2 separate regions of the Homo sapiens genome follow, and region 1 is linked to region 2. Evidence: read pairs that join two places in POLR2A ChIA-PET (ENCODE). Cell type or tissue: OCI-LY7. All regions are shown on one strand. Each heading gives the region's core, and the rest is flanking DNA. Links, peaks and the distances in the headings are about the cores only.

Region 1 (14,883 bases), core at 1-5,000, 90 kb after region 2:
TTCATGGTCCGGTTCTCCCATCTTACGGTACAGGTTCCTGAAACACAAAAAAAGGATTTTGAAATACCAGCAAAACATAAAAATTATCAGAGAATATATATATATATATACACACACACACACACACACACACATATACACACACACACACACACACACACACACACACACACACATATATATATATATATATACACATACATTTTTCACATGTTTTAATATCTTATTTCCTTCAACCTGTTAAGTTTTCACATTTCATATCGGTCTGAAGGTATACTTGTTACTAGGTACAAAGCAATACTGTTGATAGTCTTTTCAGAATTTAATCAGAATTAAATAAGTACTTGGTTAAAAAGTGCAGTTTGACTTTGCTAAAAGTTGGATTTTGTGTAAATCAGCTTAAGATCTCTTACCATCAGATGTGGTATCCCAAAAACAGGAGCTGGCTGTGTGAAAGCCATATGCGCTCTTCTGGACCACTGCACAGGTCACTGCAAATAAAGTCACAGAATGAGGGCACTTACAGACAAAGGAAAAGAGAACCAAGGTCAAAGTGTGTGAGTTCAGAGCTCTACAAGCCGAAAACAAGACAAAAAACAAACAAACAAACAAAAAACAGAAAACAAAGCGTTCAGCAAATAGATTGAAAAAAAAATAAAAGACTCTCATCTTTATCTACCATCATGATTTTGACCCCACTGGATTCAGTTGGTTTTCTGACCATTGTCATTACCATTGGTGATTGTATTGCAGGAAAAATATCAGTCAAATTCTGTGCTTTGTACCATGGGCAGAATTCAGACACAGAAATGCAGGAAATACTCCACTTTATAAACAGTTGCTGTGTGGAATTACAGGTAAAGAGGCATGGGACTACCGAAAGAAACACAGTTGAGCTAAGGGGGGGTCTCAGTGGAAAGAAAGAACTGATGGAAATGCAAAGGGTGATGCTACCAAAGAAAAGTAGCTCAAACTGCCTTTGAGTAGTGAAAGATCTTCATCTTTTAAGTATTATTATAGATTATCTTTGAATGAGTAAATCAGAAGTCCTTTATACCCTTTTAGTATCCAACTTAAATGTCTATTGTACATATACCTTCTCAAAATTCAGAGAAAATCACAATGACAAAAGCAAGTGAACTAGTGAGGAAGGATACTGATACTTACCAATATATTTATAGGCTTTTCCCAACTTAACCAGGTGTGTTAAGGATTGTTCCACTATGCTTGCAGTCCACTGGTTGATGTTGTTGTGATTATAATCTTCACCACCTAAAACCCCATCTACACACTAAAAGGGCACAGAGGGCAGTTAATTTAGTCAGTAAAATTGTTCAAAAAGAACAATTTTTACACAAATTGCAGTAAAAATTTATTCAAAACATAAAATATACTTATAGCTCAATAAGGCATCTTAGAAAATATACACTTGGTAAACATTGATTATGCACTGTCTCTAATTGCTTAAGAGTTTTGAAAGAGTTTCCACTTGCATTATCTCACTCTATGAGATACTATGGGCCATATAAAGATAAATATGTCATGGCTTCTGTGTAAATAACTTAATCTAGCAGAGAAGCTAATAAAAAAATTCGAATATCTATAACACAAGGAAGACTAATGATAAATTATGTCATAAAAATTATGGTGGGGAAATTAAAAGGTGCTATCAATTGGTTAACAAGTAGCTTTGAAACAGCTGGGATTTGAACTAGGGCTCACATGCTAGAAACAGGATGGGACTAATTTAAAAACATAATTCTTATGTATACTAATTATATTCTCATTCATACTATGTGATTGTTTAGCTATGAAACAACAACTGATTATATTCTCATTCATACTATGTGATTGTTTAGCTATGAAACAACTAGCACACTTGCCACTGAAAGTAAATAAAGATGCTCTAGAAAGATAAAGTCAAATATCATAATTTCCCATAGTGCTTGATTTCATCCACTTCTGACACCTGATTAAAAGCACTGGCTCTAGTATCACAATCCTAGGTTTTAAGGCCTACTTTGACACCTATCTGCTATGTGACCTTTAGCAAGTGACTTAACCCCTTCAAATCCCTATTTTCCTAATCCTTATAGTAAGGATAACAGCATCATCTTATCAGGTTGTTGTTAGGATGAAATGAGACAATGAATACCAAGTGCTCAAACAGGACTAGCACAGAGTTAGCATATAAATAATGTTAACTACTATTATCATATTGCTGCTGTTATATTTTATATTTGAGTGATAAAGCCTGGATAATAAAGCACTCATTTAATTCATTTTTAGAATCTAACACACACATGCAGCTTCATTTACTATCATTAGACTCATTTAATTCATTTTTAGAATCTAGCTTAATAATACACACATACACACACATGCAGCTTTATTTACTATAATTAGACCACAGTAAAGATTTATGAAGGCACTAATACAAAATCTTAAGTTGGATAGTATAAAATCTTCACTAATGATAAAATATGAAAAGAGAAATGAAATATTTTAGCAAGGTTGACAAAAGTAATATGGCTCAAATTTTTCTCCTAGAAAGCTCAATAACATGACAAAGTAGGAAGGGTAGTGGCTTAAGGATCAGGGGAATAGAATTTTAATTCTGGCTTTACCATTCCTAAGCTGGTGACCTTTGGACAAACCTATTCCTCTCTTGAGATCACCTTTCCTTAAGGATAAAGTAAGAGCACTCATTTTTCTTTCAGGTTATTTAGTAGGACCACTCCAAGTTTTGCTCTAAACAGCAGAAAACACCATGGGGTGTGGGTGCCACTGTAAATAGCCCTGCTAATTACTATTAATTAACATCTAGCCTAATTAATTACATTAACATGGAGGCCCATGAGACAATGAGGTCCTTAAACAGCTCTGTATTCTCAGTGCTAAACTCAGGACCTGGGCACTTAGCAGGTATTCAACAAATGTTGTTGAAGCAATATTGGTTTTGATATACTCGCTGGGTATCTTAAATCAAATACACTTTAGACTAAATTCTAAGTCATTTGTAGCTCACTTTTTCTTCGACGATTTTTTGGGGAAGCAATTTCTATTACTAACACTAAAGAAAATGTATGCATATTACTGATAAATGGGTGTCTCTGAGTTCAGAAGGAAAAACATATTAGCATAGGGGCTCAGAGCAAGAAATCAAAGGAAAGAAAATAAGATCAATAAGAAAATAAGATCAGTAAGGAAATCAGAAATAACTGCTGAAATTATGTAATCATCTAGGAAGTGCTAAACTGTTTTAAAATGTTGCTCATTCTCAGGCATTTCCAATGTCTCAATGGAAATGTTTCAATGGCAGAAGAGGGTTGGTTCATGGGAAGAGGAAAGATAGACATTTAGCTGCAAGTAACCTGTAGCAAAGCTGAGTTTCTTTGCAGTCTCATATTTCATATAAAAATTCAAGAGAAGCTTGTTTTGACTACATAATGCATCAGAGTTTGTTTTTATTCAAAAATGTTTTCAGTTATATTATTTATATTACTTAACTCCCTCTCACAAATATTCAAGAAAAACTGATGTTCTAAAATGCATCCAGTGACTTCTAGCACCACCTAGCCACTGCCGAGTATGTATTTCCCAGTTGAAAAAGCATGATTCTTTTAATTTGATATAATATTAAAGTAACAGGCATATGGTTTGAAAAATCCAGTAGAACAGAAAAGCTTAGAATGAAGAGTTTCCTTCCCACCCTTTCCTTTCCCATCCCCAGTCCCATTCCCCAGAGGAAACTCATCAGTGTACAACTGTTTTTATTTCTTCCAAGGGTTACTTATGTATCTCCAAATAATGTTTATCTCACTATTTCCTGATTTATGAATTATAGGCAACATCCATGTAACTCCTACTATGATAGATGAAAATTTGGTTCCCTCAGACCACCCGCCCCCTTCTCTCAATATAGTGAAATCACGATTTTTTAACTTAAATATATTTACACTGTTAGAAACATGTTTCTTTTCCACTCTGGATGTTTTCTTCAACGCAGAGGATTGTTCTTTAACATTCCTGGCCTCTTGTCCTGTCAGTTATTCCTCCCCATGGAGGTGGAATGAGTTACCTGGTTGGTGGGTGATAACCATTGTTCTAACATCTCATTTGGGAGTCTCCCAAATGTGTTGAACTTGGGCTTTAGTTTCTCCTTCCCTCTCCACCCAAACCAATGAAAGGCACCAGCCTGAACAAGTGTTTCTCTCTGCTGACTCAAACTTTCTCTTGGATGACTCTTCCCAGGGCTGAACTGAATGGGAGTTAGCAAAACAAGGTACAATCATCAAACTGGTTTTTATCAATAATAAAGGTGGTATTTTGTTCTCTTTCTAATGGCTCTTTTTTCTTTTCATTTGGTTCAGAACTTAAGGAAGAAGGCACTATTTAAATGGAATCCCAAATAGCCCAGCATTCTTTCTTTTATGTTCCATCAACCAAGGACAGTCTTTCCTGACTTGCCACTTTGAAAACTAAGATCACTCCCTTCTCATTACCTCCACTCCCTCTTCCACCTCCCAGTTTCCCTCATTTGTGCTTTTACATTGTAAAGGTATTAAAAACCTTTGCTTTCTACTTTTAATAATTAAATACTCTCAGGCTACATAGATAGAATGCATAATTCTGAAGTATTCAAATATGGCAGGATTTTCAGGTGCCTGTCTATTCCTCTCAGACCTTGAGTTAATTCTAGCTGTGTAAGGCCAGACCTGGGTGTCAAAAAATACCTTTCCCACACTGTGGTCTGTATGTGATACCTCTAAAATAATGAACGGTCCCCTGCCAGAATTAATTCCCAAAGGTAATTTCTTTTCTATTTGCCTAAAAGGAGTTTCAAATATTTTTCTTAAAATTTTGATTCACTATCATATCAATGCTTAAAATATGTTAAATGATCATTTTTTCCAATTATATTGGGCAAAAAAGTGTACATGCCCAAAGGCAGATATTTCTAGGGCTTTTGTTATCTATTTTATACAATATACATATATATTATACATATACTTTACATTATAAAAGTTGACGTGTGTACATATATATGCGTACATATACTTTATAGCATTAACATTTAAAATAATGTTTGCTTTCTGGAATAAAAGTTATTTTATCCAAAAGACAGGGCATCAATTTTAAACCAGTTTTCTAGACTAAGAAAATCCTTAAGCATCTCTTTCAGAATAAGCCTCAAGATGCTGATAGCACACAACAAAATATAGAAGGACCCCTATAAAGAGTTAGTGGATAAATATTTAAAATCTTGTTCTTGGCCGGGTGTGGTGGTTCACGCCTGCAATCCCAGCACTTTGGGAGGCCAAGGCGGGTGGATCACCGGAGGTCAGGAATTCGAAACCAGCCTGACCAATAAGGTGAAACCCCGTCTCTACTAAAAATACAAAAATTGGATGGGTGTGGTGGCGGGCGCCTGTAGACCCAGCTACTCGGGAGGCTGAGACAGGAGAATTGCTTGAACCCAGGAGGTGGAGGTTGCAGTGAGCTGAGATCACACCACTGTTCTCCAGCATGGGTGACAGAGCGAGACTCCATCTCAAAAAACAATAAAATAAAATAAAACAAAACAAAATATTCTTCTTTTAACAGTAAGGTTTCTAAGTTTGTGCTGAAACTCAAAATATAGCTTTTAAAAATCTCCACCAGTGCAGCAAGCTTCAAGAGAAACAAAATGTATGACTCACCTCTTTGACAATATTGTGGGCTTCCTCAGCATTGAAGCCAACCTAAAGGGAAAACAAAAGGTAAAGCTGCTTTCAACACAGGCTTACAAGTATGACGCTACACAGAATATCCTAGGCTGGCCTAGACAGGTGTTAAAGTGTTAAAGGGCATCAGGTCTACAGAAGGGGCCAATCTTGCCCCTAAACACTTAAAAATACTGAATGCTTTCCCTACCTACCTCCCGTGAGGTCTGGGGCAGAGCCTGCAAGTCTACATTTTTTTTTAAAAAAGTGCTTTATACTGGTGATTCTAATGAACATCCTAGATTAAGAATCATTGTATTGTAAAACGTAGGAAATAAGCAAGAGGTGACTATGAGGATGTTATGTGTCATAAGAATATAGAAATGGTTTCAGCTAAGTGAGAGAATGAAGTGGTCCATATGAAGAGAATGCTTAGTAGACTATTTTCAATTTTGTTTTTAACTTATGCTAGGCAAAAATTTCTAGGCAAAAATTCCTTTCCCAAATTAAAGATTATGAAAATACTTGATAACTCAAGATTAATATCACTTTAGTACTATAAAGTGGTCTGACAACTTAGTCTTTTCTTTGGAGTCCCCATCAATAACAGGGAGATAACAACTGACATCATGGGTTTCTGGTGAGGGTTGGGAAAGCCTGAGTCAGTAAGCAAGGGCTCGTAATCCATAAAGCACCTCCTTGCCTAATCCTGGCAAGCATTACCGGGAGCGGGAATGGCAGTGCCACCAGGACCCCGAGACTCCGAGCCATGGGGGCTGCAGCACCCGCGCTGAGGAAGCCAAGGGACGGAGGCAGCAGCGGGAAGACCCGTTTTCGAGGCCCGCCCGGTAGGAGGGCGGCGCCCGTCACCCCATGCCCACTCCTCGCACCCAAGTCAGGCCTCGTCCTCCCAACCCTGCCCCGACCCCACCGTCTGATCCGCGCGCTCCTGGCCACCCCTCCCACCCCGAATCTCAGGACTTTGGGGTGGGGAGAACGGGTCGGGCGGGGCGGATCCCGGGCCCAGGGGAGAGGACCCGGGCTCGGAGGACGCCGCACCCCAACTCTTGGGACCGCCCTCGCTGGGAGACCACCCGGCAAGAGCCCCGCGCAGAGGAAGGCGGGAGTGGGGGGCGCTCCCAGGTAGCCAAGGGGCGGTACCTCGTCGCAGTGGCGATGGTACTCCTCCATGGTAGCGCCGGCTCTCCCTGGGGCGGAGCGACACGCCGGTAGAGCACCGCGGCCGCGCACTGGCCTCCGGGGAGGCCCCACCCCCGTTTATGGCCTAGGGCCTTTCCCTACGCAATCCCCGCCTTTGTGTCGCAGTGGCGTCACCTGGCAGCGCTGGGCGGGCTTCGGGCAACGCCAGGCGTCACTTCAGGCCACGCACTTTTTCCTCGCTTCCTCTGCCCTTTCTGGAAACAAGGGATGAATGTAAAGAACTGGGAATGGCGCCAGTGTGGATCAGATGGGGTGACCTAGTGGCAGTTAGTCTAGACTCCGCACTAGTGGTTGAGTGCCCACTGCTGTGATTACTTGCACGTATTTGTTCATTCACCATCATGTGGCACATAAATGTAGTTAATTTCGTGGTAAACCAGCCACTTTGATTTGTCCACTTACTAGCTATGTTACTTGGAAAAATTCACCTCCCACAGCTTCAGTTTTCTCATATGGAAACTTACCATCATACCTATTTCACTACTGGTTGTAAGGATCTGATGAGAAGCTGTATACACGGCTCCTAAAGTAGATGCTTCTCAACAAGAGAACAATGACTACATTTTAAAATAAATGTAGTAATTTTAAATTAGTAATTTTAAAATAAATGTAGTAATTTTAAATTAGTAATTTTAAAATAAATTACTAATTTCCAGATGATCCTAGACACTTCCTCAAAACCTCACAATAAGTCAGAGGAGTTAGTTCTTCCATCACTGCTTTTATCAAGATGAAACTGAGGTATAGAGAATTTAATTTGCCCAAGGTCATACAGCCAGTAGGGTGTAGAAAAGGGACTTGAGCTCAAGTAGTCTGATAGCAGAGCCCAAGCTCTTAACCACTGTATTACTTTCCTATTGCTACTGTAACAAATTACCGTAAATGTAGTGCCTTAAAGAAACACAGTCCTGTTCTCTTACAGTTCTGTTACCAGTGTAGGGTGTCCAGGTTCTTGGCTCTTTGAACAAAGAATTGGACAAAACGCACAAACAAAGCAAGGAAAGAATGAAGCAACAAAAGCAGAGATTTATTGAAAACGAAAGTACACTCTACAGGGTGGGAGCGGGCAGAGAAGCCGCTCAAGGGCCGGGATCCAGAATCTTCTCTGGTCCAAATACCCCCTAGAGATTTCCCATTGGCCACTTGGTGTGCACCCCATGTAAATGAAGTAGTGGCCCACAATCAGAGGCTGAAGTTACAAAGGCCACACTCCTATGCAAACGTCTGATTGGTTGCAAGAAAGCAACCATCAGAGGCTAAAGTGAAGTTACAAAGTTGCACTTCTATTCAAACAAAGATTTGGCCCATAATCAGTTTGATTGGTTGCAGACAGCAACCAATCAGAGGCTGAAGTGAAGTTACAAAGTTCCACTCCTGTGCAAATGTCTGATTGGTTGCTTTTTGCTCTTTGGTTGCAAAAAGCAACCAATCAGAGGTACTTTAAATTTCCCATCTGCCCTGCAGAAAAGGTGGGGATTTGCAAAGGGAATAGCCTCTGGTCCTTTTGTTACTTAGGCATGGAAGGTATGGAAGGTTAGGGTTTTCCTTTTTTTTTTTTTTTTGAGACGGAGTTTCACTCTTGCTGCCCAGGCCGGAGTGCAATGGCGCGATCTCGGCTCACCCACGGCAACCTCCGCCTCTCGGGTTCAAGCGATTCTCCTGCCTCAGCCTTCTGAGTAGCTGAGATTACAGGCATGCACCACCACGCCCAGCTAATTTTGTATTTTTAGTAGAGACGGGGTTTCTCCATGTTGGTCAGGTTGGTTTCGAACTCCCGACTTCATCGACCTCAAGTGATCTGCCTGCCTCAGCCTCCCAAAGTGCTGGGATTACAGGCGTGAGCCACTGTGCCTGGCCAGGGTTTTCCTTTCAATTTAGTTCTATGAAGTAAGCGTGAAACAGTTTTAAGTTCCCTGCCTCCTGACCCTATTCTCCTGCCTCAGTTCTGGAGGTCAGAAGTCTAAAATGGGCCCATAGAGCTGCATGCCTTCTGGAGGCTCCAAGACAGACTCTGTTTCTTTGCCTTTTCCAGCTTCTAGAGATTGCCTGCATTCCTTGGCTCATGACCCCTTCCTCCAAATTCAAAGCCAGTAGTATCTTTTCTCCTCTCTCGCTTCTGCTTCAAAGGAAGTGTGAGGCATCTCTATAAACGAGAGATGTATGACTCTTGCCCTCCTGTTTCCCTCTCAAGACCCTTAACTTAATCACATATGCCATGTGTCTTTTGCACTCTGTATCATATTCACAGATTCTCAGAATTCAGATGTGGACAAATTTGAGGGGGAGCATTATTCAGCCAACCACAACACTTTTCTATTTTGCTCCCCAGAATCAAAGTTGGAAACCATTAGTCTTCTAGTCCATCTCCCTTATTTTACAAGTAAAACTGAAGCTGAGAAGATAAAGTAACTTCTACAGGGCACATAGGTGTTAACTGGACTCCTGGGCTTCTGAACCTCAGGCTCTTATTTTATGAACTTAGAACCAAACAAGGCTGTTTACTTGATAGTATGGTGTTTGTTATTGGTTCTCCTAAGTTGTGGATCATGCAGGGTTACTGCAGAAAAGTGACTGTAATTCATAGAGGAAGCACATCCTCTTTCAAGAATTTTTTTTACCAAAGTTTTCATCCTATGAGCAACTCCGGCAGTCTATTCATGAGAAGGATTCGTAGTGTCTTTGTGAACATCAGTTTTATTTCCCTAAAGAACTGTTTCTATGCCTGGGTGGGTTAAACCCTGAAGTTACCTAATCTTAATACTGCAAGAGCTACACCAGCACATCTCAAGTTTGTGTTATGTGATCATTCATGATGCATATAAAGTGAGATGAAGAAGTGTTGTTCCAGTTACCATTCCTGTGTAATAAATTACCCCAGAATTTAGCAGCTTATTTACTATATTATGCTCATGGATTCGTTTAGTCAGAAATTTGAACAAGGCACAGCAGAAATAATTTGCCTCTGCTCTGTGATGTCTGGGGCCTCAGGTGGGGAGACTCAAAGACTGGAGGAAATTCAATGGTGGGGACCAGAATCATCTGAAGACTTGTTCATTCACATGTCTGATATCTGGGCTTGGATGAATAAAATATTAGCACTTCCAACTGGAGCAACAACACATGGCCCCACCGAGTGGATTGGCTTCTTACCATCATGGCAACCTTAGGGTAGCCAGATCTTTTACATGGCAACTCAAGGCTCCAAGCATGAGGGTTCCATCGAGCATGGCAGAAGATATGTCACCTTTTATCACCTAGTGTCACGAGTTACACAGCAGCCCTTCTACCATACTCTAATCATTGAAACATTCACTCAGATTCAAGGGGAGGGGACACATAATCCACTTCTCAATGGGAGAAGTGTCAAATAATTTGGGGCTCATGCTTTAAAACTACAAGTGGGTTTATTAACTAGCATCCTGTGGTTGCAAGTAACAGAAGACCCAAATAGGATGAGCTGAAATAATGGCATTTATTTTTTTATATAACCAGACTGATATGGTTTGGATCTGTCCCCAGCAAATCTCATGTTGAATTGTAATCCCCAGTGTTGGAGGTGGAGCCTGGTGGGAGGTGATTGGATCATGGAGGCAGATTTCTCATGATGGGTAGCACCATCCCCTCAGTGCTGTTCTTGTGAGAGTAAGTGAGTGAGTTATTATGAGATCTGGCTGCTTAAAAGTGTGTAGCACCTCCCTCCTCTCTCTCTTCTTCCTGTTCTAGCCATGTAATATGTGCCTGCTTCCCCTTCACCTTCCACCATGATTGTAAGTTTCCTGAGGCCTCCCCAGAAGCAGGAGTCACTCTGCTTCCTGTGCAGCTTGCAGAACCACGAGCCAACTAAGCCTCTTTACTTCATAAATTATCCAGTCTCAGGTATTTCTCATTGCTGTAAAGCAATGAGAGAATAGACTAATACACAGACATACAGAGGCAGAGATATTCCAGGTTCGTTTAGTTGCTCAACAAATTTTGGGGCTTCTGTGCTTTTCATCTTTCCATGCCAATATCCTCAGCATGTCAGCAACATTTAGCCTCATGGTCATACACGGCTGCATTAGTTCTGGTATCGCTAGGAACAAAGATATCACGTTCAGTGACTAAGATGAGCATTTTCTGGGGTTGATCGGATTTTCTTAGGAAAGAAAATCTTTATTTCAAGTCCTCAGGAGTTTTCTCCTCAGGTTCCAGTGGCCAAGATTGGGCCACGTGACTCCCCACCGGGCAAAACATATGGGACAACAAATGTTTGTTTTTTCATTCTGTATGGTGAAAAGTGAGTTCTGCCAGCAAGAAAAAAAAAATTGATATAAAGTAAATGTTGGTAGGTCAGTCCTTTCCAAACTTTTCCATGCTATGGCCCACATAGAGGATAATACTTACATGGTACATTGAGGTAAACTGGAGGGGCTTGGTGGGCATCTGTATGGGGCTTGGTGAAAAAATATTTTCATTACTTTATATAATTATATGAAAAAATAAAATAGAAAGGGTGTTAAAATTGAATTTTTTAAAGCTTCCAAATAAAACCTCTTTCAATGCTTTAGTGAGACCCTCAATCTTGGTTTCACCCATATAATATTTTATATCTGGCTCTACGCATTGAACAGCCATAAGCAATTCCTGTTAATGAGTTTTTAATAATTAATTTTCCCTAAATATGAATAAATTATATTGTCTAGAAAGGTTTGCCATAGAAGCAGCTGATAAAAAACATTTGGACCCACTTTACAAACCACTAAAATTATATTTAAAGACTTCTGTAATGGTAGACTATGTAATTAGGACCATCTCTTTCACTGATAATTACAAAGGTTGGACAAAATATAATAGACATTTGCTCAAGGGAATTGGATTTTTTAACAAGATAGGGAAGAATTATGGATCTAAGACATAGAATAATGAAACCCAGAAAGATGAGCATGGCATTTGGGATAACTTTTTACCTCGAGGTGAGAAGATGTTAAGCCTTTTGCTTATGGGCCAAGGGGTAAAATAATCAGACTGCATGTCCTGCCAAGGAAGATGATTCTGGTAAACAGTCTTGCTTTGGGTTGAAACCCCATGGATTAAACCCTGGGAGTGAAACACTCAAACTTGATCTTGCAGACTGAATCTCAGTTTTAAATTACCCAAACCCCTAAAATTGAATTAAGGTGATCCGGAATTGCTAATGCCTCTAGCCAACTTCTAGAAGCCAATGTAAATTCTCTCTGAAGGAAGAAAACATTATCTTAGGTCTCAAATCAGACATATGATTTTTTGCATACATCAAGTGGACAATAAAATATAACTAGACACATAACGAGACAAAACAACATTATCTTAAATCAAAAGACAATGGAAACAGCCCAATCAGGGATGAAGATGATGGAGTTATCAGAAATAGACTTTAAAATAACTATGCTTACTATATTAAAAGAGATAAAAGACAGGGTTGAGAATTTCATCCAATAACTTGAAATTATAAAAAGTATACAAATGGAATTTCTAGAAGTAGAAAATACAGTAACCAATTTTTTAAAAAGAACAAAGAATCGATTCTATAGTGGTTCCTACAAAGCTGAAGATTAAGTGAAGCTTAAAAAATTGGACAGAATAGACCGGGGCGCAGTGGCTCACGCCTATAATCCGAGCACTTTGGGAGGCCAAGGGGGGCAGATCATGAGGTTAGGAGATCGAGACCATCCTGACTAACATGGTGAAATCCCGTCTCTACTAAAAATACAAAAAAATTAGCCAGGCGTGGTGGTGGGCACCTGTAGTCCCAGCTACTCGGGATGCTGAGGCGGGAGAATGGCTTGAACCCAGGAGGCAGAGCTTGCAGTGAGCTGAGATCATGCCACTGCACTCAAGCCTGTGTGACAGAGTGAGACTTTCTCTCAGAAAAAAAAAAATGGACAGAATAAAATAGCCAGAGTAAAGCACAGAGACATAAATTAATGTAAAATACAGAAGAAAGCATACAGACAAAAGTAATACCATGAGAAAGTTTAACATACATAGTGAGATTTCCAGAAGGAGATGAGACAGAATGGACAGAAACAATATTTAATGAAATATTAGCTGAAGGTCTTCCAAAACTGATGAAAGAACATATTAGTCAGAGTCTCTGTAGGAAGCAGATGAAACTCCCAAAATATTAATTCAGGGAGGATTTATTTACAATGCTGTGTGCTGGGATGGTGGATATAGCAGATCTATAAGGAATAGGTTCAGGAATCCAGTATAGCCTATCACTTTTCTCCATCAATATCCATCCACTTGCCCAGCTACAGAGGCAAGGACTATAGCAACTATTCTGTGTTACTTCATCCCCTCTCCCTTTTACCTCCACTGATCATAGCTAATGTTTTTGATTGCAGGTGGTTGTGTGACCAACTTAAATGCTATAATAGATGATGCACCTCCTCTATATGTCAAGCAGCACATTTTGTGCTCTACATCTACTATATTTCCAGGGACTCTGTGATTACAGTTCCAATTAATGTCAACAATGTCATGGATCAATGTGATGTGGTACAGCTCTAAGATATGAGGGACTCCCTTAAATCTGACGTGGAGGTCTTCTAGTTTTTTATTATTATTATTTATTTATTTTTTAGATCTAGTCCTGAATCCAGACTTTCTAGTTTTTTAATTCATGTTCTTCATTTCATATTTATAACTCTTATATTTTCCCTATCTGTACTTTCTAAAGCTATAATAAAGCACCAGGTGACTCCACAATCTTTATAAGAAACTTTGTTGCTATAGAGATTAAGCGCTACAGCCACTTGACCTCCAGTGCCTTGCCCTCTACCTGCATCACATCCTCTGATGATAAAGTGAGTAATCATTATGCCACATCGTGGTCATGAATTACATATGCCCTATTTCTTCCCAGTAAGAAGATTATCCGTGTGCTCCTTTAAGTATATGAACAACCAATTCTCAGAATTTCATTTTGAGTATGTGTGTATATAAAGAGATTTATTTTAAGATATTTAAGAGTCACTTATAGTTTCCTTTTTTTGAACTGTTTCTTCCTATCCCTTTCCCATTTTCATACTTGTTGATTTGTGAGAACTTTTTATAAATAACAAATTATCCTTGTGTTTGTGATGAGTTACACATTCTTTCTCCCAGTTTTTTTCCTCTTTTTATTTTGCTTAAGATAATTGTTGCCATACACACTTTTAAAATATGAATATCATTAATTTTATCAAAAAATACTTATTCTAAGTAATTGGCTGACACAATTGTAGAAGCTTGGCAAGTCCATAATCTGATGAGGTAGACCAAACAGGCTGGAGGCTCAGGAAAGGGTTACAGTTAGAATCCAGATGCAGCCCGATACAGAACAAGGAAGTACCAATGTTACAGATAAAGTCTGAAGACTATCTGCTGAAGAATTCCCTTTTGCTCTGGGGAGGTCAGCCTTCCGTTCTAGTCAGGCCTTCAACTGATTAGATAAGGCTCACCCACATTATGGAAGGCAATCTGCTTTACTGAAAGTCTGGTGATTTAAATGTAAACTCAACCAAAACATCCTCACAGAAACATCCACAATAATGTTTGACCAAATATCTGGGCATTGTGGCCCAGCCAAGTTGACACAAAAAATTAACCATCACATGCTACTTCTGGTACCAGTTACTGTATCAATCAAGTTGCCAAGAAGAAGCAGATGGCACACTAAAGTTGGCATAAATTGAAGAGTGCTCATTTACAAAGATGTGGGCAGGTGAACTAATGGCAAGTGATAGTGAAAGAACATGGGGCTAACAACAGTGAAATTGTCACTACTCCTAAGCTGTGAAGTTTGAGGGGAAAGAGGATTAAACAGTCATGTTGACAAGGCCACTTTAAGAGGAAAAATGATCTTTTGTCAAGGGATATAACAAGCCCGAGGTGGCCTCCACAAAGGGAACTCGGGGAATAATTATCCTGACCCTTTCTCCTTCCCTCTGATCTC
Region 2 (15,516 bases), core at 5,098-10,097:
CTGTTCCCCTCCAATGCTAGACCCATCTCTATTATGCACCTAACAGCCTCCTCAAATATGTGCCTTGTAGAATGTGGCCTTTCAGGAATGTAGGTGAGGCTTACGTATCACCCCCTGAAAGTCCCAATGAGAAATAATGCATTTAAAACAAGCCATCTTGAAAAGCCTGAAAAATTATGACTAAATCACAAAATATTAAGTCCTAAAGGGGAAGGGAAGACAGATACTCAGCTGGCCTGCCCATGTTCACCACTCCAAACCCATGACAGGCCGAGATGCTCAGTGTGAGGCTCTGTTACCACACTGGGACTTGCCATGGCTTCAGAGTCCTTCTGAGCACAGCTACTCAAGAAGCTTCTCCTCCTAACAGGCAAGCATGACACACTCTGCCAAACCAGGAAGGGCAAGTTTCTGTAATAGGGTACACTATATGTGCAGTTCCCAGGCATTACATCCTGCATTTAGCTGCATTCCAGGGGCCACTGGCTAAGTCTTTCCACCTTTTTCTCTTCTCCAGTATGATAACAACAATGCATTAATAATAGCAGCTACTATTAATGAGCCCATGCTATATGTGAGGCAATTCATGATTCATATGCATTATCACATGTATTCTTCAAAACAAGATGAAAAGTAGAAGTTACACAAGTGGAGACCACAGACTAGGTTAAAAAATTGGTCAACGGCAAAGTCACACAGACAATAAGGGGAAGAACCAACATTGAGTTGAAACCATCTGACTTTCAAAACCTTACTCTTAACCTCCCACTCTTTTGAGGTACTCCAAGCCACCACATGTTCTCCCTTCAGCTGCTAAAAGTGGAGCAACGCCATCACCCCCATGTCCACCCACACCCACAATTTCCCTTTGCCACCCCCCACTCATAGCTCTGCAGATCAGATTTGGCAGCCGATCTGCTGCTCTGGAAAGGCTGTGGTCCTTTAGTTCAGGGTCCCATCTCCAGCATTATGGGAAAGAGGCCCTATAGTACCCAGGTAGGCAATCAGCCCAGTGGCAAAGGGTAGCTGGGCTTAAGGCGAGGGACCTCACACCGCCAGCAGGGCTGCAGGAGCCTGGTGGACTTGTGGCATGTGGGGAAACCCGAAGGGAGGCTTAGAGGTGGCATGTCCCCTGATTCAGAGCTGGTGTTTGGCGTCTCTGAGTCATCAGTAATTCTCCACACCCTGGGGGAGGGCAACTCCTCAAAGGACCCATAAAGAAATAAATTCTCATCTGAGTGGCTGTTGAGGTGAGGGAAGGGGTCAGGTCTTCTGCAGCCTGGGTGAGGTATATGAACAAACCATTCTTGCAAAAACTGGCCTGGTTTCTCTGTGAGAGCACTGTCGAGAGATGTCACATTCCTGTTGCTTTCATTATGTGGTGCATTCCCAGGTCTGATGAAGAAGAAAGAGAGGGGCAGATTGCCATGATAGTTTTGGTTGACTGCATCACTAATTTCATTGACCTGAAAAATGGGTAGCCATGGAAACTGTGGAAGGCTTGTTCTGGAAGGGCCCTACTAGCCTAGTGTTGCTATATCTTTTGTAACTTATGTTCCAGAAGTCTTCCACCTGTGGGTTACAAACTATTAATGGATCCTCATATAAATTTAGTGAATCTCAACCAAACATTTTTAAAAAGGAAATATACAAGAATCAAATACAAATGAGATATCCTACAGCACTCCTCATGTTGAGTCAAGTAACCTTTGGGAGAATTTTTGTTTCCATTCTACACAGTTATGAGTACACCGAGTCACAATATAAAATGTGTTCTTACTGTGGCTGTGGTCAAAAATGTTTGTAAACTGGCCAGGTGTGGTGGCTCATGCCTGTAATCCCAGCACTTTGGGAGGCCAAGGTGGGTGGATCACTTGAGCTCAGGAGTTCAAGACCAGCCTGGGCAACATGGTGAAACCCCGTCTCTACTAAAAAAAACAAAAAAAAAAGAGCACAAAAATTAGCTGGGCATGGTGGCATGCGCCTGTAGTCCCAGCTACGTGGGAGGCTGAGGCACAAGAATCGCTTGAACCCTGGAGACAGGTTGCAGTGAACCGAAATCACGCCACTGCATTCCAGCCTGTGCAACAGAGTGAGAACCTGCCTCAAAAAAAAAAAAAAAATGTAAACTGCTGCTAACCCAAATCTCAACTTTACCGAAAGGAAAGTTCCCCTTTTTTATTTTTCCAGAATTTATAGCACTAAATGCCCATAGGAGAAAGCAGGAGAGATCTAAAATCAACACCCTAACATCACAATTAAAAGAACCAGAGGGGCTGGGCATGGTGACTCACACCTGTAATCCCAGCACTTTGGGAGGCCAAGGCCGGCAGATCACCTGAGGTCAGGAGTTTGAGACCAGCCTGACCAACATGGAGAAACCCCGTCTGTACTGAAAATACAAAATTAGCCGGGCGTGGTGGCGCATGCCTGTAATCCCAGCTACTCAGGAGACTGAGGCAGAAGAATTGCTTGAACCTGTAGGCGGAGGTTGCGGTGAGCCAAGATCGCGCCATTGCACTCCAGCCTGGGCAATAAGAGCAAAACTCAGTAAAAAAAAAAAAACAAACAAGAAAAGAAAAAAAAGAACTAGAGAAACAAGAGCAAACAAATTCAAAAGCTAGCAGAAGGCAAGAAATAACTAAGATCAGAACAGAACTGAAGGAGATAGAATGAAAAACCCTTCAAAAAAATCAATGAATCCAGGAGCTGGTTTTTTGCAAAGATTAACAAAATAGATAGACCACTAGCCAGACTAATAAAGAAGAAAAGAAAGAAGAATCAAATAGACACAATAAAAAATGATAAAGAAGATATCACCACTGACCCCACAGAAATACAAACTACCATCGGAGAATAGTATAAACACCTCTACACAAATAAGCTAGAAAATCTAGAAGAAATGGATAATTTCCTAGACACATACACCCTCCCAAGACTAAACCAGGAAGAAGTCAAATCCTTGAATAGACCAATAACAAGTTCTGGAATTGAGGCAGTAATTAATAGCCTACCAACCAAAAAAGGCCCAGGACCAGTTGGATTCACAGCCAAATTCTACCAGAGCTACAAAGAGGAGCTGGTACCATTTAATTTTTTGATAGAGAAGTGGTAAATCATGAACTAGGCTGAAATAAATCAAACTTAGACATATGCGAGGAAGGGGACAACGCTCAGGAAGATTCCTACCTACCCTGAAGAATTCCAGAGAAACTAGAGGCATGAAGAAGGGGAAGAGTGAAACATAGGAATGAAAAGAGTCAAGTCTGTCATCCAACGGATGGAAGTTTCAGAAAGAGAGTATAGAAATAGCACATGAGAGAAAAGTGCCAGAAATTATAAGATACTTTATCTGAGCCAAATAATACAAGTCATCATATGGATAGAGTCCACAGAGTAGCCATCACCTTGAAAATAATTTCTTATGTCTAGACATATTGTTACAAAATTTCAGAACATGGAGGTTCAAGTAAATTTGCAACAGCCTCCAGAAGGGAAATATTAAAGCAAAACAAAACAAATCAAAACACAGGTAACCCATAAAGTAGCAAGAATCAAACTTGTTTCAGCAACACTGGAAACTAGAAGACCATGGACCAAGGCCCATGGACCAGGGACCACACCTGAGAGAGAAAAAGCATATGCCGTCTCTTTATGTACATATGACCATGGGAAATTTCATAGAAACTCAAAGTTCTGCCGGAAGTGGTATTCAACCTAGAATTTTTTTTTTTTTTTTTGGAGATGGAGTCTCACCCTATTACCCAGGCTGGAGTGCAATGGTGCGATCTCAGCTCACTGCAACCTCTGCCTCCAGGGTTCGAACAATTCTCCCGCCTCAGCCTCCCTGAGTATTGTGCGTATGAGATTCCTATGTTCAATGAGACTTGCTTAAATTTGCCTTAGGCCTGAGCAACATGTCTCCCAAACAGAAAGAATTTACTCTGCCTATAGTTGGGCAAGCCCTTTGGAAACATAAACATAATGATTTGAGGTAAATGCTGCCCTTCTCCACATGTAAATAATACCCATTGCATTGAAAGAGCTTTGATTTATATTTATTATACATTCTGTCTTCTAGAAACACACTAGTTAAATAACAATAAATTCAAGCAACATGAAAAAAGAAAAGATTTTTTAAATCCCATGAATATATTTCTTTTGTACTATTTTAAGAAAATTCATTCATTCCATTAGAAATAATAATACCAACAATAAAAATACGGTGGTCGGGGAAGGAGTTCCATTTTCAGTTCTGGTAGAGCAGCTTATATCACAACAACCCTCCCACTGCAAACAGCTATAAAAGCTACGTAAAATGCAAAGAACATCAAGAGGCAATAAAAGAAGTCAGGACTTTTGAGGCCCAGGTCCTAAGAGTAATAATATACATTGAGATGGGTGTGGCCTTTTTTGTTTTTCCCTGCTTAGAGTCAGATTTTTATGGATAAATAAACAAACACTGCTGGGGTTTTGATTAGGATTAAAGAATACCATTAATGAACTTGACCTAATTGATGTATGTAGAGCAATGCACTGTATAATTACAATATATAGTCTTCTCAGGTGTACTTAGAAAGTTACCAATGTTAACCATATTATGAACAATGAAACAAGTTTCAGAACATTTTAAAGGAGATTATGGTCTTCGCAGAGAATAGAATTAAATTAACTATCAGTATCAAAATGATAAATGGAAAAATCATTTAATAAATAAAAATTAGAATTGTTCTTTCTGTTATAAAGAAATTGAGGCTGTAATTCAAAACCTACTCTCATAACAAACTCCAAGTGCATTTGGCTTTACCAGCGAATTCGTTCAAATATTTAAGGAACGCATGAAATTACACCAATATTATATATGCTCTTCCCTAAAATAAGTAAGTTTTGCTACAGCTGGTCAGAGTGTAAACTGGTACCATAACTACTTCATAAACTATTTGGCATCCTATACTAAAGTTAAATCAATGTAATCTTATGATCTAGTAGCTTTACCTCTATGTACTCATAAGAAATGTGCATATATATTTACCAAAATGCATTTTCAAGAACATTCATAACAGTATTTTTAATAAATGTCCCAACAGAAGAAACCCAAATGCCATTAATAGAAAAATAATTGCATGTGTATATTCATACAAATGAAATACTATGCTATTATGAAGATAAATTAATCACTGCTTCTCACCACAACATGGATGGATGAATGAAGCCAGCCACAAAATAGTACATGCAGAATGGCTCAATTTAAATAAATTTTACTTTATATAAAAGTCACACATAGCTAATTCATGGTGAAAGAAGCCAATAACAGTGTTCACAGAGGATAATAACTATGGAGAGGCCCATATAACTCAGTTTTCTGGTAACATTTTTTCTTGTATTAACTCTGCAAATTGAATGTTGTATTAATAGTTTCCATCAGTCAAAATAGTGAGGTTCTCTTATTTCTATAAAATACTTTCAGTTTCATCCATGTTGTTTCAATGACAGGATTTCATTCTTTTTATGGCTGAATAGTATTCCATTGTGTATATATACCACATTTTCGTTTTCTATTCATCCATTGATGGAACTTAAGTTAATTCTTATCTTGGCTATTGGCTATTGTGAATAGTGCTACAGTAAACATGGTAGTGCAGCTATCTCTTCAATACTGACTTGCTTTATTTTGGATATATACCCAGTGATGGGATTCCTGGATCATATGGTACTTCTATTTTTTGTTTTTTTGAGGAATCTCCATACTGTTCTCTATAGTGGTTGTACTACTTTACATTCCCACCAACAGTGTACAATCATTCCCCTTTCTCTACATCCTTACCATTATCTACTATTTTTTGTCTTTTTGATTAAAGCCATTTTATCTGGGGTGAGGTGATAGCTCATTGTGGTTTTGATTTGCATTTTTCTAATGATTAGTGATGGTGAGCATTTTTCATATACCTGTTTACCACTTGTATGTCTTCTTTTGAGAAATGTCTATTCAGAACTGTATTAGTCCATTCCAGCATTGCTATAAAGAAATACCTGAGGCTGAGTAATTTATAAAGAAAAGAGATTTAATTGGCTCATGGTTCTGCAGGCTGTACAGGAAGCATGATGCTGACATCTGCTTGACTTCTGGGCATGCCTCAGGAAATTTACAATCATGGCAGAAGGTGAAGGGGGAGCAGACACATCACATGGCCAGAGCAGGAGCAAAAGAGGGACGGGGGAGGTTCCATACATTTTTAAATGCCCAGATCTCGTGAGAACTCACTCACTATCACCAGGACAGTACAAAGGGGATGGTACTAAACCATTCATGAGAAATCCATCCCCATGATCTAATCATCTCCCACCAGACCCCACCTCCAACATTGGAGATTACATTTTGACATGAGATTTGGGCTGGGATAACATCCAAACTCTATCAAGATCTCTTGCCCATTTTAAAATCAGATTATTTGGGCATTTTTCTTGATGTGAATACTTTATTAAATTAATGAATGCAAACCACCTATCACAGAACCTACTAGTAGGTGATGTTCGAGGAATATTGGTTCCTCTTTCCATACCTATGTGGTCATCTTGAAATTGTGTGACCTCCTTCACATAAGAACTGGGCAAGAGAATTTGGATAATTTAGTGCAGTCTACCCAAAAATTCTTAACAGGAACTCCAAGCACGTATCTGCAGGGCAGCAGCAGCAACAGACTAGCCATTCTTTCCAGGGCTTCTTCCATAGCTAAAACTCAAAGAAACATTTATGCCCATGTTTCCAAGGAGGAACATATGGCCAGACATCAGCCATGTGTTCCTCCATGTTCTGAAATATAGAAAAAGATAAACTTCCCACATGATTTTTTTTTTTATTTTGCCTCGTTTTGTCCCTTAGACTTGACAGTTGTACATTTTATCTGTGGTAAAGGGGATGCATTATTTACTTCTTCACTCAGTGAATACTTTTTCAGAGATTTTTCTCTTTCATATGAAGAGCACCCATCCCTTATTATGTGTTAATCAAACTTAATTTATATTCTCTCTCAGCATTTTTTGTGTGTTTCTAATATATATTAAAATGTGACAAGAAGGTGTTTGAAAATAAAATTCTCATTCCATTGTGGTATATATACACAATGGAATACTATTCAGCCATAAAAAGAATGAAATCCTGTCATTGAAACAACAGGGATTTAACTGCAAGTATTTTATAGAAATAAGAGAGCCTCACTATTTTGTTACGGGCTGAATTGTGTCCCCTTCAAAATTTATATATTGAAGTCTTAGCCCCTAGGACCTCTGAATGTGACTTAATTTGGTGATAGAATCTATAAAGAGGCATTTAAATTAAAAGGAAGTCAGAAGGTGAGCTCTAAACTAATATGACCTTATAAGAGGAGGAAGTTGGGGCACAGGCATGTACACACAGAGGAAAGACCATACAGAGGAAAGACCATATTAAGATAAAGGAAGAGGATGACCATCTACAAGCCAAGCAAAGGGGCCCCAGAAGGAAACCAAACATGCTGAAACCTTGATCTTGAATTTGTAGCTTCTAAAACTGTGAGAAAATAAATTTCTGTTGTTTAAAACATCCAGGCTGAGGTACTTTGTTATGGAAGCCCTGTCAAACTAATGCAACAACATTTCCTCCCATTAGATTTCTTAATTCGTGTATAGCTGGCCTGATAATGTCTTATCAGCTACCCCAACTCAATTGCTGCAAATACATTTTTAAAAGTTCTGGTGGTTGTAGTTGATTGCACACTTCTGTATGAGCCAATAATGTGAGGCAAGTCTTTAAAAGGGTAGCACAATCAGTCTGAGGTTACACCATAGATATGGTTAACCATAGTGTGGTCTCCATAACATAGGAAGTCAAGATCCCCCTTCACTCTTGACCAGTCAGATTGCACCTAGAACATTTTTCTCAATTCTGCATACCACATTTAAAGAGGAAGACAAAACCCATGCGTTGTGCAGCTACCACATGTCGAGCATCAGACTATGTGCACTGTGTACACTTAGTCCTCCCACCAACCCAATGAAGATGGTATTAATACCCACCTCCCATTGTACAGATGAGGAGACTGGGGCTAAATGAGGTCAAATAGGTTGCTCAAGGTCTTATAGCTTGTTAGTGCAGTGGTCAGGATTTGAACAAATTCTATGTAAGTTTATCATGAAACCACTTTGCAAGAAAAGAAGGGCAAACAGGGTGGGGAGGTATTTGGCTACTGAGCCACCTGGGAAGTTTGGCAAAGGTTGAGTGTGGTTCATCTAAATAAAAGGAACCAAGAAACTCTTTAAATGTATTTGAGGGACTCTTGTCTCGAACCAAGAAACTCTTGAAATATATTTGAGGGAACAGGATCAAGCAAGGACAGCTCTTCCAATTCTCCCATCTCTTCTACATTCTCTTAATTCATCTGGGCAACAACCTGGTCATCCCCATCCCCTACAAAACCTTCCCACCGGACATCTGTACTTCTCCTCCCATGGTTAATAGCCTCCCCTACACCCTCAACTATTCTCTGAACATCTCCACAACTTCATGGCCTTCTTTCCTCCAGAAGACCCCATGGCCTACAGACAGCTAAGCTACAGCAGTTGGCTCTCCAACTACTCTACATGCCATGCTATGAGAGTGGACTAGGCTATGAGAGTTGTTTTTTTCCTAGCTCCTCATTGACATTTCTATACTTTCAATCCTTCCACTGCATGCAGATCCCTGTGCCCCACTGAGGTGTGGGCCTCTCGGCTCTAATTCCCTCTGCCCCTCCTTTGTAATGGGGGTGGTCCATGTACTGCTGTGTCCTCACATGAGTTGCTTTATTAAGAACTCGGGCACTGCATTGCAGCCTGCCTCTCCTCGCTAACATTTGCCATCTTTCTGGGTGACTTCAGTGGATCCAATACCCTGCCTCAGTCATCCTTGACTTCCTCATTCAGAGATCTTCACCTCCATGGACTCCCATAGCCACACTCTGAACCCTGTCATCTCTCAGAAGTGCACTGCTTCTGAAATCTGCATCTCATACACCCATCCTCTGACTACCACCTCCTGTTCCCTGGCTTCCTAATTCACTCACACCCAAGATGACTGTCCTTCAACCTCATCAAACTTTGAGTTCTTTTTGACTCTTTGACTTTGCTCCCATCTTGTGTTCACTTCTTGGCATTCTACTCATCTTAGACTCAGTTCACTTCTGCCATTTTCTTGCACAAATCCTGAATTCTCTCATGCAGTGCCCTTCTGTACCACCTGCAGGCAAAAACCAACCCTGATCAACTCAATTGTCCTCTATACTTGCTCGTGGGTGGGTAAGAAAAGCTAGAAAAGCTACCCACAGACTCCTACCATTACTGATTTATGAGCTCCAGGCTCAACTGGGCCCTTATCTGGGCCTGGAAATCATTTTGCATTTCTACAGTCAAGTCTCCTTTCTGAACAAAAGATACAACATTGAAAACTGTCTTCTGTTTCCTGAAATGTCTACTCACTACCTCACTTTCAACAGATAACCTTGCCCTCTCTTTCACAAAGGAAATGGAAACCACAAAGAGGAAGTCCCTCACCCTGCTGTCCCCAGCCCTACAAATCCTCCTGCATCTGCACTCTGCTCCTTCCCTCTTTTTACAGAGAGGAGGCCCCTCCTGTCTAAAGCAAATTCCATTTCCTTCCTGCCTTGGGCTCAGAAATCTCACCCCATCCAAAATCTTCCATGGTTAGCCTGTCCCTTTGTTGCGACTCTTTCTCAATATTTACAAGCTCCTATATTTTTTAAAATAATAAAACTAGGTCCTCCTGGTGTTCACATGTTTTCCCAATTGTAGCCAAGTCCTCTCATTCTTATCACAGCCTCAGACATTTTGAGGTGTCTCACTACCTCACCTCAACCCACAACATCTGGCTTCCCTCATTGTTTTCCAGTAGGCCCCTTACTGGGGTCACTGTCAACTTCTTATTGTTAAACCAAGGGTCACTTATCAGCCCATTTTTATTTACACTCTTGGCATCAAATGTGTAGTACCTGAGACTCCAGTAGTTGCCAAGCCCCATAGTTGCAGATTTGCATTCTCTTCCCTGCCTGCCTTTTCTCTTCTCTATTTCAGACCCCTCTTCTTCTGCTGTCCTTCAAACCAAGATCTCCAAGCAGCGTTCTTCTTTGGGGCATCCTCCTTTCTAACTGCTGCACTCTCTTGTGACTTTGTTTACCTTATCCTTATCCATGACACCCATACCTATGTCTCCAGGCCAGATGGCCAGATGTCGTTATTGGACTCCACCTTTATGCATCCAACTAACCAGCCAATATGTCCCACTTAGAGATGGTCCCTGCCCAACTCATCTAAACTCAATCCTGTGAAAAGCTGTATTCATTCTCTTTCTCCACATAATGGTTATTCTTGCTGTGCATTTTTTCCAGGGGATGACATTATCATTAACTCAGATTCCCAAGCCAGAAACCTGAGGCCAGCCTTGGCCCCTTCCTGCCTCTCAGCCCCATTTTAGCTTATTATTCAGTCAACAATTCATGGAAATATTACTTTTGAGTCTTTCCATTTCTCTTTCTTGCCATTCTCTGTATTCTCATCTAATTCACATCACTAATATCTCTCCATGTGGTGGTGTAATGTGTATTTGCTATATTCTTTCAGAATATTCAATTATGCTGTAAAAGACAAGAAAATAAATGGGATGAATGAAATTCATACAATGTGCTAGGCAAAGATGACTGTTGTAGTCAGGTCTGACTGCCATAACAAAATACCATGGACTAGATTGCTTCAAAACAGAAATTTATTTCTCACAGCTCTGGGAGCTAGACATCAAGATTAGGGTGCCAGCATGGGCAGGTTCTGTGAGTGCCCTCTTCTGGGCTTGCTATTGACTGCCTTATTGCTGTGTCCTCCCATGACCTTTCCTCAGTTTGTGTGTGCTCAATGTGAAGAAAGGATTTCTCTCACTTTTCCTTTTCTTATACAACCACCAATTATATCATATTAGAGCTCAAACCTTATGAACTAATTTAATCTTAATTACTTCCTAAAAGCCCTATCTCCAAATACAGTCATATTAGACATCAGGACTTCAACATATGAATTTTGGAAGGGCATAATTCAGCCCATAGCAATAAATAACTTATTAACCTTGAAGGCATGTAAGATAAGTGAAGTAAGTAGAACATATATGTGTGAACATATAAAATGATGGAAAGATCAAGGAAACACTAATACTTATTGATATATGTGATAAATATACATGAGGTACAGGGGGCACACCATTTTTACTTCAGGAATGTGAAGCACTCTGTATTTATGAAGTCTTAATTTGGCCACCCATTGGTGACACCCATCTTGGTCCCATGTGTCCTATGCCTAAGAAATACAATTAAGCTTTTAGCTGTTCAGCAGCCTTATTAGCAAGCCACAACTGTAGCCAGGTGTACTTGTCTTAGCATCTCTCAGAGGACAGTGCATGTCACTGCTCCCAAGCCCCTTCCCTCTGTGGACCCCATACTCAAACCTCAACTCTGGTGTTTATAACCATACCATTAGCAAGGAAGACTGACTGATGCAACAGAGAGAAAGGATGAATGCCCAATCCATACCCCAGGATTCAAGTAAAGTAGTTCTGCTTTTTTGAACACTGTCCTACATGTGTGAACCTATCTCATCTCTTTCCCTTTGATTATTGCTGTGTGCATTAAAATTTACTTGGTAAATGGTTTGTGACCTCTGGGATAGTTTGCCTGGTGATTTACTTGGAGGCTACCATTGCATCAAGGTAATTTCCCACGACAGATGGATTGTATTAATGATCTCAATCTTTGACCCTTCCCTAAATGTACACCCTTTGCTATGTGACTTTACAGTTTCTTCAATCAAAAGACAAAATGTGTTTTCCTGTCCTTTGAAATTTAACTCAGCCATGTGGTGTGTCTTGCCCAGTGGAGTGTTAGCAGACATGATACTAGCAGAGGCTTGATAGAATTCTTGTCTGCTTGGGCTTGCCCACCTGAACCTCTTCCATATCTATGCGAAGGATGTGCCCAAGCTTGCTCACTTTTCCCAGGAGGAAAATAAAACACACAGAGTGTGAAGCCAATCTTAGCCAAACCCAGTCTATATGACTCTCAGCTTTCTGTAGATGCCCAGACAAACCAAGTTTAGATTAGCCATCTATCATCTGATCTGTATGCTCATGAGAAATCGTCTTTAAATGTTGTTTTAAGCCACTGAGTTTGGGGTACTTTCTTATACAGTAATACTCACTTAGACAAATTCTGTAGCCTCTTAACTTGTTTTCCTGCTACATTACTCCCCTCCAATCTATTTCTTACTGAAGTCATTGTGCTCTTCTACAACACAAGTCTGATTACCTTATTTCCTTTCTTAAACCATTTGATGAAGCTTATATTTATCTTTAGATTAAATTACAAACTTCTGCATAAGCTTGTCCCTGTTTATTCAACTAGCCAGCCTCATTTCTCCACCTATAAATTTCAACTATGGTGAACTATTTATATATCCTTAACTGAGCCATTCTCTCTCTTACTTCTAGGCCTTTAAACATATCATTTTCTCTATAGGGGATATGTATTAGTTTCCTAGGGCTGCTATAATAAAGTATCACCAACTGGGTAGTAGCTTTAAACAACAGAAATTTATTGTCTCATATTTCTAGAGTCTAGAGGTCTGAAATCAAGATGTCAGCAAGATCTCACTCCCTCTGAAACAACACTCATCCTTGCATCTTTCTAGCTTCAAGCGGTTGCTAGTAATCCTTGGCATTCTTTGCCTTCTAGCTGCAGCACTTCAATCTCTGCCTCTATCATCACATGATCTTCTTCCCTCATGTCTTCACATCCGCTTCTTATAAGGACACCAGTCATGTTGGATTAAGGGTCCATTTTACTCCAGTATGACCTTATCTTAACTAAATATATCTGCAACAATCTTACTTCCAAATAAGGTCACATTCCAAGGTACTGGTATTTAGGACATCAACATATATTGGGGGGACACAATTCAATCCATAGCAGAATACTCTTCCAAATGGCCTTTTCTGGCCATTAATCCTACTCATTCATCAGATCTCATCCTTGCTATCAGTTTTCCTTGGAAATCATTCCTTGTCTCCAAGATCTAGTTAAGTGCCACTTAACTTATGTATACATAAGATGTCATGAGTTGCTGAATATGGAACAATTACATTAAAAACTTTGATTTAGTGGCCTCCAAATTAATGGGATCTTATTTTATTATGATCTTATTTTATTATGAATGTAATGGTGGTACACCGAGGTTTGATATGGGCTTTGTTTTGTACTAGATATATATCTCTAAGGCATATTATAAAGCCATATTGGACCAGAAATTCAAATACTTTCATGACTTCCTCTCAATTCCTCATTGCTGTTTCCCTTTGTATATCAGCATTATGTGTCTTTCTAGATGCAGACAAGCTTTCTTTGCTCTTTGTCACATAGAAACTTATGGCCATTCTGTTGTCCCCCAGGTGAGTTTAGGTATTACTCACTTGAGGTATTACAGTCACTCACAAGGACAGAGATAGGGTATCCAAAAATTCCAGGTAAAATAATCTGGTTTGCCCAGCTTAGGGTAGTGTTAACCAGTTAACCAACCAGCTATGGCCTGGGATAAGGTTATGCAGTTCAAACATGATTTCTGTGGGTATGTGGGTGTCAGTGTTCTCTGAAAAATGGGATTTATTAACTGGTGGTTGGAACCATACCCCAAATGTAGTGGTGTTCATCATAGTGTAATTATGTAACAGATTGGCTTCGCCTACTTAATAGAAATAGTACTAATGAGTCAGAGGACATAGGTTCCATTCCCAAATTAGTAAGGGAGATTTTCTTGGTTCATTGCCAAATAGCACATTGAGCTATGGATAATTGTCTCAATAACACTTTGGTAAGAATGTTTCCCCATTCCTTTCCTGGTCTAGCTTTCATAAACTATAGAGAAGAAATGAGGAATGGGGACTTCACAAACTCCAAGAAAATAAAGACTAAAATTTATTTCCTGATAGACCTTGACTTCACGGAGGGCAGGAAATGCCTCTTATTTATCTTTGTCTTTTTTGTCCCTCCCCAGAAACTAAAACACTTCATGGGCCATATAAATCTTCTAGTAGACCGAATTAAAATGGACTGGACCAGGCCATTTTTAACTTCAGACACAGGATGATTTGAATACTATTGAAAGCAATGTGTAAACAAGATGTCATGGGTTGCTAAATATGGAACCAATACAATATAAACTTCTCATGTTACACCACTAACTACACTGTGTATTAATTGCCTGTGAACACTTCTGCACCATCCACTAGGCTATGAGTTCCATGAAGAATGAGAAAACCATGTTTGTCATGGTTACCACTGTTTCCATAATACCTAGAATGGTAGATTGATTGTAGTAATAAAATCAAGTAATGGCTTTTCTCTAGCCACACTTTACGGCTGCAGCTTTGTGATACCATCTCACTCTGAGTCATTGGCCAAGTGACTTGCTTTGGCCAATCAAATGTTAGCAAATGTGATGCAAGAAGAGGTTTGAAAAGCTCACACCTGTAATCCCCGCACTTGGGGAGACTAATGTGGGCAGATCACATGAGGCCAGGAGTTTGGGACCAGCCTGGCCAACATACTGAAACTCTGTTTCTACTAAAAATATAAAAATTAGGCAGGTGTGGTGGCTCACATCTGTAATCCCAGCTACTCAGGAGGCTGAGGCATGAGTATCGCTTGAGCCTGGGAGGCAGAGGTTGTAGTGAGCCAAAATCTTGCCACTATACTCCAGCCTGGGCAACACAGCGAGACTCTGTCTCAAAAAAAAAAAGAAAAAGAAAAAGAAAGAAAAGAAAAGAAAAGCTCATATATATTTCCTCTTGCTCTTTTGTAAGATTTGGCTCACTCACTGTTGCATCTTTAACTCATCATGAGAGTAAGTCTGGGTTAGCTTTCTGGAAGGATAAGAGGAACCAATGAAGAAAAACTGAAGCCATCCTAAACCAGCTAAGAACCAGATGCCTTTCAAACATATGAATGAGTTCAGCCAAGATCAACAGAGCCACCTATCCAACCCAAAGATGAGTGCAGATATATAAGTGACCCTGGTGAAGACCAAGAGAACTACCTAGACAACTCATGGACCCAAGAACAATAATGCATGATTAATATTTTAAGCCACGATGATCTGCAGTAGTTTCTATGCAACATTTTTGTAGCAATGAATGATAAATATATCTAACCCTCAAGATTTGTTCCAGGTGCTCTTTTTTCTCAAGCCTCTTTAAATAAGTTCTCTAACCCAAAACAGTAGATCAATTATTTTCTCTGCTTGTTTTCATGGAGTTCTCTCACCTCACTTATTTTAGGCTACATTTATGTTCATCATTTCCTATAACTTATCAGTTGATGGGCCTTGAAACTGTGACTCTCTAATTTCCTACTTGTCTCTCTTTTCTCTTTTCCAAATTGATAAATATATATTAGAAAT

The links. ChIA-PET counts read pairs that join two places held together with the same protein. Peaks named below come from ENCODE experiments on the same cell type or tissue, not always from the same donor. Only the 100,000 strongest peaks of a DNase experiment are listed, where the experiment ranks them.
Region 1: POLR2A ChIA-PET joins it to region 2 with 6 read pairs; 2 of 35 experiments call an interaction of 5 or more read pairs at or near these places.

Annotation. Positions count from the first base shown.
Region 1 is chrX:37,840,615-37,855,497 of GRCh38, forward strand. DYNLT3 (dynein light chain Tctex-type 3) reads right to left here and starts at 6,957. Exons shown (of 5, transcript NM_006520.3): 1 at 6,867-6,957; 2 at 5,703-5,744; 3 at 1,168-1,291; 4 at 414-491; 5 at 1-37. The coding sequence starts at 6,896. RefSeq lists a silencer at 6,621-6,730. In OCI-LY7, for the core only: CTCF peaks have their summits at 3,597 and 3,800; no DNase peak of the experiment used is centred there.
Region 2 is chrX:37,745,706-37,761,221 of GRCh38, forward strand. No RefSeq gene overlaps it. Among named protein-coding and RNA genes, the nearest start is that of CYBB, 27 kb to the right of the region's middle. In OCI-LY7, for the core only: no CTCF peak of the experiment used is centred there; DNase peaks (open chromatin) are centred at 7,426 and 9,526; H3K4me3 peaks cover 2,238 bases; H3K27ac peaks cover 3,306 bases.